Linked DNA regions of Homo sapiens: region 1 is linked to region 2. Evidence: chromatin loops called from intact Hi-C (ENCODE). Cell type or tissue: natural killer cell. All regions are shown on one strand. Each heading gives the region's core, and the rest is flanking DNA. Links, peaks and the distances in the headings are about the cores only. Region 1 has its middle 14 kb from the start of KLF2. Region 2 overlaps EPS15L1 (epidermal growth factor receptor pathway substrate 15 like 1).

The links. Peaks named below come from ENCODE experiments on the same cell type or tissue, not always from the same donor. Only the 100,000 strongest peaks of a DNase experiment are listed, where the experiment ranks them.
Region 1: a loop joins it to region 2, with 4 times the contacts of the local background. A loop is called at or near these places in 2 of 110 quality-filtered maps.

Annotation. Positions count from the first base shown.
Region 1 is chr19:16,337,092-16,341,481 of GRCh38, forward strand. No RefSeq gene overlaps it. Among named protein-coding and RNA genes, the nearest start is that of KLF2, 14 kb to the left of the region's middle. In natural killer cell, for the core only: no CTCF peak of the experiment used is centred there; DNase peaks (open chromatin) are centred at 1,450 and 2,020; H3K4me3 peaks cover 1,525 bases; H3K27ac peaks cover 2,814 bases.
Region 2 is chr19:16,447,816-16,452,205 of GRCh38, forward strand. The region is part of intron 1 of EPS15L1 (epidermal growth factor receptor pathway substrate 15 like 1); the gene reads right to left. Among named protein-coding and RNA genes, the nearest start is that of EPS15L1, 22 kb to the right of the region's middle. In natural killer cell, for the core only: no CTCF peak of the experiment used is centred there; a DNase peak (open chromatin) is centred at 1,816; H3K4me3 peaks cover 296 bases; H3K27ac peaks cover 2,428 bases.

The sequences.
Region 1 (4,390 bases), core at 145-4,144, 110 kb before region 2:
TCACTGCACTCCAGCCTGGGCAACAGAGTGAGGCCCTGTCTCAAAAAAAACGAAAAGAAAAGAAAAAAAGAAAAAGGCCATGTGTAGTGGCTTACACCTGTAATCCCAGCACTTTGGGAGGCTGAGGCAGGTGAATCACCTGAGGTCTGGAGTTCGAGACCAGCCTGGCCAACATGGTGAAACCCCATCTCTACTAAAAATACAAAAAAAAAAAAGACAACACACACACACACACACACACACACACACACACACACACACACAAAACAAACTAGCTGGGCATGGTGGCAGGCACCTATAATCCCAGCTACTCAGGAGGCTGAGGTAGGAGAATCGCTTGAACCCGGGAGGCGGAGGTTGCAGTGAGCTGAGATCGCATCATTGCACTCCAGCCTGGGCAAAAAAGCAACACTCCACCTCAAAAAAAAAAAAGACAAAAAAACATTCTAGCAGTGGGAAGGTCCTTTAGGGGCCTAAGCTCCTGAGTGGGGACCAGTCCGGCTTTGTGCAGGGACTCAGTGCACCTGGGGCTCTCTCTGCAGATATGAGATGTGCATGGGCTCTTCTGGATGTTGCCCTAGTGAGTTCTGAGGGCTCCTGTGGGCTCGTAGCTTCTAGAGTGGATGATTCCCCCAAGATCACTGTGGGGAACACCAAGAGTGGCTGCTCCCCACAGCTTCAAGGCTGCCAGTGGGGACTCCACTGGAGGTCCGCTTCTGGGGGGCTGCCACGTGTCCCCAGCTTTAGTCAGGACCCCTCCCACAACAGCATCCCCTGCTCCCATCCACATCTCCAGGTCCTCCAACTCCTGTGACCCTTCCCCAATCCCACATCTTTGCACAGGCTGTTCCTCATGGCAAAAAGCCCTTCCTGTGTGTCCGTGGGGCAGATGCCAGTCCGCCCCCCAAGGCCTGGCTCCGGCATCACCTCCACTGGGAAGCCTGCCCTGATTCCCATAGAAGCACCCCAGCCTGCCCCGTGCCAGCTTGGACCTCACAGGGTGGGAGCGCCAGATCTGTGGCTGGCTCCTCCTTCCCACTAGACTGGGCAGCAGCAGAGAGGGGTGCTGAATGACTCGGGGGACCTGGTTGACAAGGGGTCAGGACCGTGAAGGGGACAGTGGTTTTACTCCCCTGTCATAGTCACAGAGAGCAACACACAAAATCCAAGGATTCCTGGGATGACAGAATTTCTGACCTCAAGGCCAAGATGATGCTGGGTAGAGTGTGCAGCGTGTAGTGTAGACGGGGACTTGGATCCGCTGGCCCTGGCTGCCTGGAGATGCTGGGTAGAGCACGTAGTATGCAGCGTAGACAGCATTCAGAGTCCCTCAGCCCTGGCTGCCCCTACCTCTGCCCCTTGCCCCTGGCCATGGCCCTGGGCGCACGCCTGGCCCTCTCTGAGCCACAGCTCCCTCCCACCAGGGCTGGTGAGAAAAGTAAACCGAGAGTGCTGTTTCCTGCCACCCTGCTGGGTGCTCAGCCTCCCTCCACCCGCATCCTCTCGAGTGGGTAGAATCCCAACTGGGGGCCCTCTGGCAGGGTCCGGGAGCTGGCACACGAGCAGGCACTCTGGCTCGGCCATGCATCCGTCCATGGGCCACTCGCCGAGACACGTGGCTCTAAATGGACACAGTCATTCAGGAAATAGCGCCTCGCCCACCGAATGCCAGGCGCCACTCAGCAGGCTGCTGTAACTCCGCAGGCTGCCTCCTGAATTGCCCTCCACTTTCAACCTTGACCCCAGGTTGGCCTTTCTGGGGACTGTCCCAAGATCGAGAGACACACTTCACAGCCAAGCCCTCGTCTGCAGCCTCGGAGCTATGAGATGTTCCAGCTCCAGGGAAAAAACTCAGGAATCAGAAGTCTGGCCAGCCCCATCCCACTCCTCTTGGCTTTAATGTAACTCAGAGGCACCGATCCTGGCTCTTGGGGCAGAATTCTCCACATTCCTGGTGTGTTTCCGTTGAACCCCAAACCGCAAACACATCCTGACATCTCATTTCCTCAATGTGCCCTGGTGGTGACTCGGGCCACCTTGCCGGGAGCTCGTTTTGAGTCATACAGAGATTTGTCGAAGGAAGGGTTTCTCATCTCAGAAGTTGGAGGCCGTTCCCACCAACCTCCCTCCCTGCATCTGTACAAGAATTGCTGGCGGGGCTGCTATTCCCTGATGCTTGGATCTGAGCTCTCAGTGACTCGGGAGGCACTGGCCAGGGGCCCTGGACAAATCTAAGCTCAGTTCCTTATGTCACCACTGTCAACCTCAGGCACGGGAAGGCGGCTCTCAGTCTCTTTCCTCCTCTGTAGAGCTGGGCTCTTAGCAGCTATCTTGGCCGGGCTCTATCTCAAATGGATGGAATCTGGGCTATGCCTGACACATAGTAGGTGCTCAGTGAAGGAATGGTGCCCATTAGTGAGAGAGGGAGACAGGGCTGGGCATGGTGATGTGCACCCGTGGTCCCAGCTACTTAGGAGGCTGAGGCAGAAGGATCCCTAGAGGCCAGGAGGTCGAGACAGCAATGAGCTATGATTGCACCGTTGCACTCCAGCCTGGGCAACAGAGCAAGACCCTGTCCTTAAAATAATAATAGTAATAATAATTTATTGAACTCCTGACCTCAGGTGATCCACCCGCCTCGGCCTTCCAAAGTGCTGAGATTACAAGCATGAGCCACTGTGCCTGGCTGAATAATAATCACTAAAAAATTAATCTAAACATAATTTCTAGGCTGGGTGCGGTGGCTCATGCCTGTAATCCCAGCACTTTGGGAGGCCAAGGCGGGCAGATCACCTGAGGTCAGGATTTTGAAACCAGCCTGGCCAACATGGCGAAACCCTGTCTCTAATTTAAAAAAAAAAGAAAAAAAAAATTAGCCCGGTGTGGTGGTGCATGCCTGTAGTCCCAGCTGCTGGGGAGGCTGAGAATTGTTTGAACCCAGGAGGTGGACGTTGCAGTGAGTTAAGATCATGCCACTACACTTCAGCCTAGGCAACAGAGAGAGACCCTGTCTCTAAATAAATAAATGAGAGAGAGAGAGAAAAAAAATCCAAGGAAACAAGCCCATTCATTCTACTTAATTCCGCTGGTCTCTGGGAGGCAGGTTGGGGGTGGAGAAATTCCATGTTTTTACAGAATCCTGACGTCACCAGCAACTGCCCCACCAGGAGCTAACTTCAGCACGGGCGGAGGGAGGGTGTCTGCCCACGACCTGACCTTGAACTGGGCCTTTCTTAAATGTAAATGTGCATCTCCTTTGGTGCTTTTTTAAGTGGGAGAGGTCCCTGAAAGGTTGTTGCCTGGAGGAAAAGTTTTGGCAATTAACTTTTATTATTGTTTGCTTGCTTAAAGAAACTGGGGGCCCAGAGCAGTGAGTGGCTTATGCCTGTAATCCCAGCACTCTGGGAAGCCGAGGCGGGCAGATCACTTGAGCCCAGGACTTCCAGACCAGCCTGGCCAACAAAAATTAGCCAGGCATGGTGGAGTGCACCTGTAATCCCAGCTACTCGGGAGGCTGAGGCAGGGGGATCACTTGAACCCGGGAGGCAGAGGCTGCAGTGAGCTAATATTGCTCCACTGCACTCCAACCTGCTGGGCGACAGAGTGAGACTGTCTCAAAAAACAATTGGGATGTTCATCAAAGCACTATTCATAACAGCCAAAAAGTAGAAACAACCCAAGTGTCCATTAGAGAATGAATAAGAAAACTGTGATCCATACATACAATGGAATATTATTCAGCCATGAAAAGGAATGAAGCACTGATCCATGCTACAATGTGGATGAGCCCCCAAAACATTCTGAGTGAGAGAAGCCAGACGCGAAAGCCCACATAGTGTGAGATTCCACTGATACAAAATGCCCAGAACAGGCAAATCCAGAGAGACAGGAAGCAGATGAGTGGCTGCCAGGGGCTGGGGGAGGGGAATGGGGAGTGGCTGCTGATGGGGACAGGGTCTCCTCTTGGGGGATGCAAATGTTCTGGAATTAGACAGAGGTGATGGTTGCACAACATTGTGAATGCACGAAATGCCACTACCGTGTACACTTCATGGTTAGTTTTATGTTATGTGAATTTCAGCTCAATTTTAAGGTGTAAAAAAAGCAATTGAGAATAAGTTGCTTCTGTTGTAAAACGTTACTTTTTTTTTCAGACGGAGTCTTGCTCTGTCGCCCACGCTGGAGTGCAGTGGTGCAATCTCGGCTAACTGCAACCTCCGCCTCCCAGGTTCAGGTGATTCTCCTGCCTCGGCCTCCCCAGCAGCTGGAATTACCGGCGCCCGCCACCACTCCCAGCTAATTTTTGTATTTTTAGTAGAGACGGGTTTCACTGTGTTGGCCAGAAGGGTCTCAAATGCCTGACCTCAAGTGATCCACCCACCTTGGCCTC
Region 2 (4,390 bases), core at 237-4,236:
TGGAAAGAGTCAGTCTACCTGATTTCAAGACTGACTCTATAGCTAGAGTAGTTAAGACAGTGGAGTATTGGCAGGGGGCGGGCACAGACAGTAATGCACAGAACAGAATGTAGAATCTGAGAAACAGACACACACAGATCTGCCCAGTGGATTTCTTGACAAAGGTGCAAAAGTATTTCAGGAGGAAGGAAAGCCTTTCCACAAAGGGCACTGGAGCAATCGGCATCCATAGGAAAAACATGGGCCTCGAACTAAAAGTCTTATGCCTCGTACAAAATGTAACTCAAAGTGGATCATGAATTCAAATGTAAAACATAATCCTCAGGATCTAGGGCAAAGCAAAGAGTTCTTAGACTTGACACCAAAAGCCCGATTCACAAAAGGAAAGATTGGCAGACAAACTTTATGTTTGCACTGTGAAAGAGCCATGTAAGGCCTGGCGTGGTGGTTCATGCCTGTAATCCCAGCACTTTGGGAGGCCGAGGCAGGAGGATCACCAGAGTTTGGGAGTTCAAGACCAGTCTGACCTACATGGAGAAACCCCATCTCTACTAAAAATGTAAAATTAGCCAGGCATGGTGGCGCATGCCTGTAATCCCAGCTACTCGGGAGGCTGAGGCAGGAGAATCGCTTGAACCCGGGAGATGGAGGTTGAGGTGAGCCGAGATCACACCATTGCACCATTGCACTCCAGCCTGGGCAATAAGAGCAAAATTCCGTATTAAAAAAAAAGGGGGGGGGAGAAAGGCCGGGCGCGGTGGCTCACACCTGTAATCCCAGCACATTGGGAGGCCAAGGTAGGCGGATCACCTGGGGTCAGGAGTTCAAGACCAGCCTGGCTAACATGGCTAAAAATACAAAAAAATTAGCTGGGTGTAGTGGTGTGCACCTGTAATCCCAGCTACCCAGGAGGCTAAGCCAGGAGAACTGCTTGAACCCAGCGGGCAGAGGCTGCAGTGAGCCGAGATTGTGCCACTGCACTCTAGCCTGGGTGACAGAGCAAGACTCCGTCTCAAAAAAAAAAGCCAGATAAAAAGGTGAAAAGGCAAGCTACAGACTAGAAAGAAAGGTTTGCAAAGCACATATCCAACAAATGACTACTATCTAAAATATATACTAGAGAGCTCTCAAATTCAACAGCATAAAAAAGAAAACAATCAAATTAGAACATGGGCAAGCCAGGCATGGTGGTGCGTACCTGTAGTCCCAGCACTTTGGGAGGCCAAAGCAGGAGGACTGCTTGAGCCCAGGAGTTCCAGACCAGCCTGGGCAACATAGTGAGACCCCATCTCTACATGAAATTAAAAAACTAGCCAGGCGTCGTGGTGCACACCTGTAGTCCCAGCTACTCAGGAAGCCAAAGCAGGAGGATTGCTTGATCCCAGGAGTTCAAGACCAGCCTGGGCAACATAACAAGATCTGATTTCTTAAAAAACAAACAAACAAACAAACAAACAAACAAAAAAACACGAAGAAGAAAAGAACATGGGCAAAAGATCTGAAGGCAAAAAGACATTTTACCAAAGAGGAAATATAGCAGATGGCAAATAAACGTATGAAAATATGTTTAACATCATTAGCAAAAAGAAGAATGCAAATTAAAACCACAGTGAGATGCCACTGCACGCTATCAGAGTGGCTAAAATAACAAATAGTGACAACATCAAATGCTGGTGAGGATGCAGGCAAACTGGGCCACTCATACACTGCTGATGGGAAAGTTAAAAGGTACGGTGACTCTGGAAACAGACTGGCAGTTTCTTAAAACAACAACAACAAAAAAAAACTAAACACAACATGAAACTACCGCATGAACCAGCAACTGTCCTGGGCATTTACCCGGGAGAAATGAAGAGTCATGTTCATACCACATCCTGTATGCAGTGTTGGCCACAGCTTTATATGTCACTGCTCCAAACTGGTAACACCCCGGATGTCCTCCAATAAGTGAGTGGTTCAGCAAACTGTGGTCCAAGCACACCATGGAATACTACTCAGCAATGAAAAGGAATGAACAGCTGACACATATGCAATAATCTGGATGACTCTCCAGAGAATTATGCTGAATGACAAAGGCCAAACCTCAAAGGTTACATACTGAATAATTCCATCACATAACATCATTAAAATGATAAAATTGTAGAAATGAACAGAGTGGTGGTTGCCGGGGATAAGGAAGAGATGGGCTGGGAGGGAAGTGGGTGTGGCTATAAAAGGGCAACAGGAGGGACGTGTTCTGTACCTGGCTATCAACAAGACCCTATCTCTACAAAAAAAAAAAAATAGCCACGCATGGTGGCACATGCCTGTGGTCCCAGCTACTCAGGAGGCTGAGGCAGAAGGATTACCTGAGCCCAGGAGTTCAAGGCTGCAGTGAGCTATGATCGTGCTACTGCACTCCAGCCTGGGCAACAGAGCTGTCTCTTAAAAAAGAAAAAAAAAGCTTTCAAACCTTGATTCCGTGCTCTGATGCCCTCCCCAGTCCATGTCATTCACCTTGCTGCTTTGCTGAATGTCTAAACTCTCAGGGGTGGTTCTATTGCTTCTCGGTTCCTCTCCAGGGCAGGGAACGCATGCCTTACCCCTGTGTCATGCCCCACTGCAGGCCCTGAGTTCTGTCTGGGCTGGACGGAGGCCGTGAGCCCCAGGCATGTCCATCTTCTTTTTTTTTTTTTTTTTTTTTGAGACGGAGTCTCACTTTGTTGCCCAGGCTGGAGTGCAATGGTGCGATCTCGGCTCACTGCAACCTCCGCCTCCCAGGTTCAAGTGATTCTCCTGCCTCAGCCTCCCAAGTAGCTGGGATTACAGATGCATGCCAACACACCTGGCTAAATTTTTGTATTTTTTAGTAGAGACAGGGTTTCACCATGTTGGCCAGGATGGTCTCGCCCTCCTGACCTCAGGTGATCCACCCGCCTCAGCCTCCCAAAGTGCTGGGATTACAGGCGTGAGCCACCACGCCTGGCCAGGGCATGTCCAACTTCTGCTGGTCTCGCAAGGTGGTCATTTGGGTCCCCAGAGAATCCAGGACTCTTCCTTCAGAACCTGAACATAGCCATCATCATCAATATCCCAGATGCAATACTGTACCACCATTATGCAAATGTTGCTTCAGAGGAAACTGGATAAATGGTACAGGCTCTTTTTTTTTTGAGACAAGAGTCTCGCTCTGTTGCCCAGGCTGGATGGCAGTGGTGCAATCTTGGCTCACTACAACCTCCGCCTCCCAGGTTCAAGCAATTCTCCTGCCTCAGCCTCCCGAGTAGCTGGGATTACAGGCACCCACCACCGTGCCCGGCTAGTTTTTATACTTTTAGTAGAGACCGGGTCTCACCACGTTGGCCAGGCTGGTCTTGAACTCCTGACCTCAGGTGATCTGCCTGCCTCGGCCTCCCAAAGTGCTGGGATTACAGGCGTGAGCCACCGCGCCCGCCCAGACTCTCCAACAACTGCAAGTGAGTCTACCATCATCTCAAAATGAGAAGTTTTGTTTTTTCTTTAAAGACTTAGGAAACCTAATGACCAAATGCAAGGTGACATTTGCAGACAATCAGGGAAATGTGAATATGGTCTTGTTATCAGATAATACCAATACCAAAGGCGTTATTATTAGTTGTGTAAGGTGTGATAAGGCATTGTGGTTATGTAAAGGAAAACGGTCTTAACTGTTAGAGGTGCATGTTGAAATACAATTTCTTTTATTTATTTATTTTATTTTTTTTATTTTTTTTGAGATGGAGTTTTGCTCTGTCGCCCAGGCTGGAGTGCAGTGGTGAGATCTCCACTCACTGCAAGCTCCACCTCCCGGGTTCACGCCATTCTCCTGCCTCAGCCTCCCAAGTAGCTGAGACTACAGGTGCCCGCCACCTCACTCGTCTAATTTTTTGTATTTTTTAGTAGAGACAGGGTTTCACCATGTTAGCCAGGATGGTCTCGATCTCCTGACCTCGTGATCCACCCGCCTCGGCCTGCCAGAGTGCTGGGATTACAGGCGTGAGCCACCGCGCCTGGCCTACAATTTCTAAGATTAAAAAAAAACAGGCCAGGCACGGTGGCTCACACCTGTAATCCTAGCACTTTGGGAGGTCGAGGCAGGCAGTTACCTGAGGCTGGGAGTTCAAGACCAGCCTGGCCAACATGGTGAAACCCTGTCTCTACTAAAAATACAAAAAAATTAGCTGGGTGCGGTGGCGTGCACCTGTAATCCCAGTTACTCTGGAGGCTGAGGCAGGAGAAATGCTTAAACCCAGGAGGCGTAGGTTGCAGTGAGCCAAGATCACGCCACTGCACTCCAGCCTGGGCTACAGAGTGAGACTTCGTCTCAAAAAAAAAAAACCACACAACAGGAGGCTGGGTGCAGTGGCTCACGCCTGTCATCCCAGCACTTTGG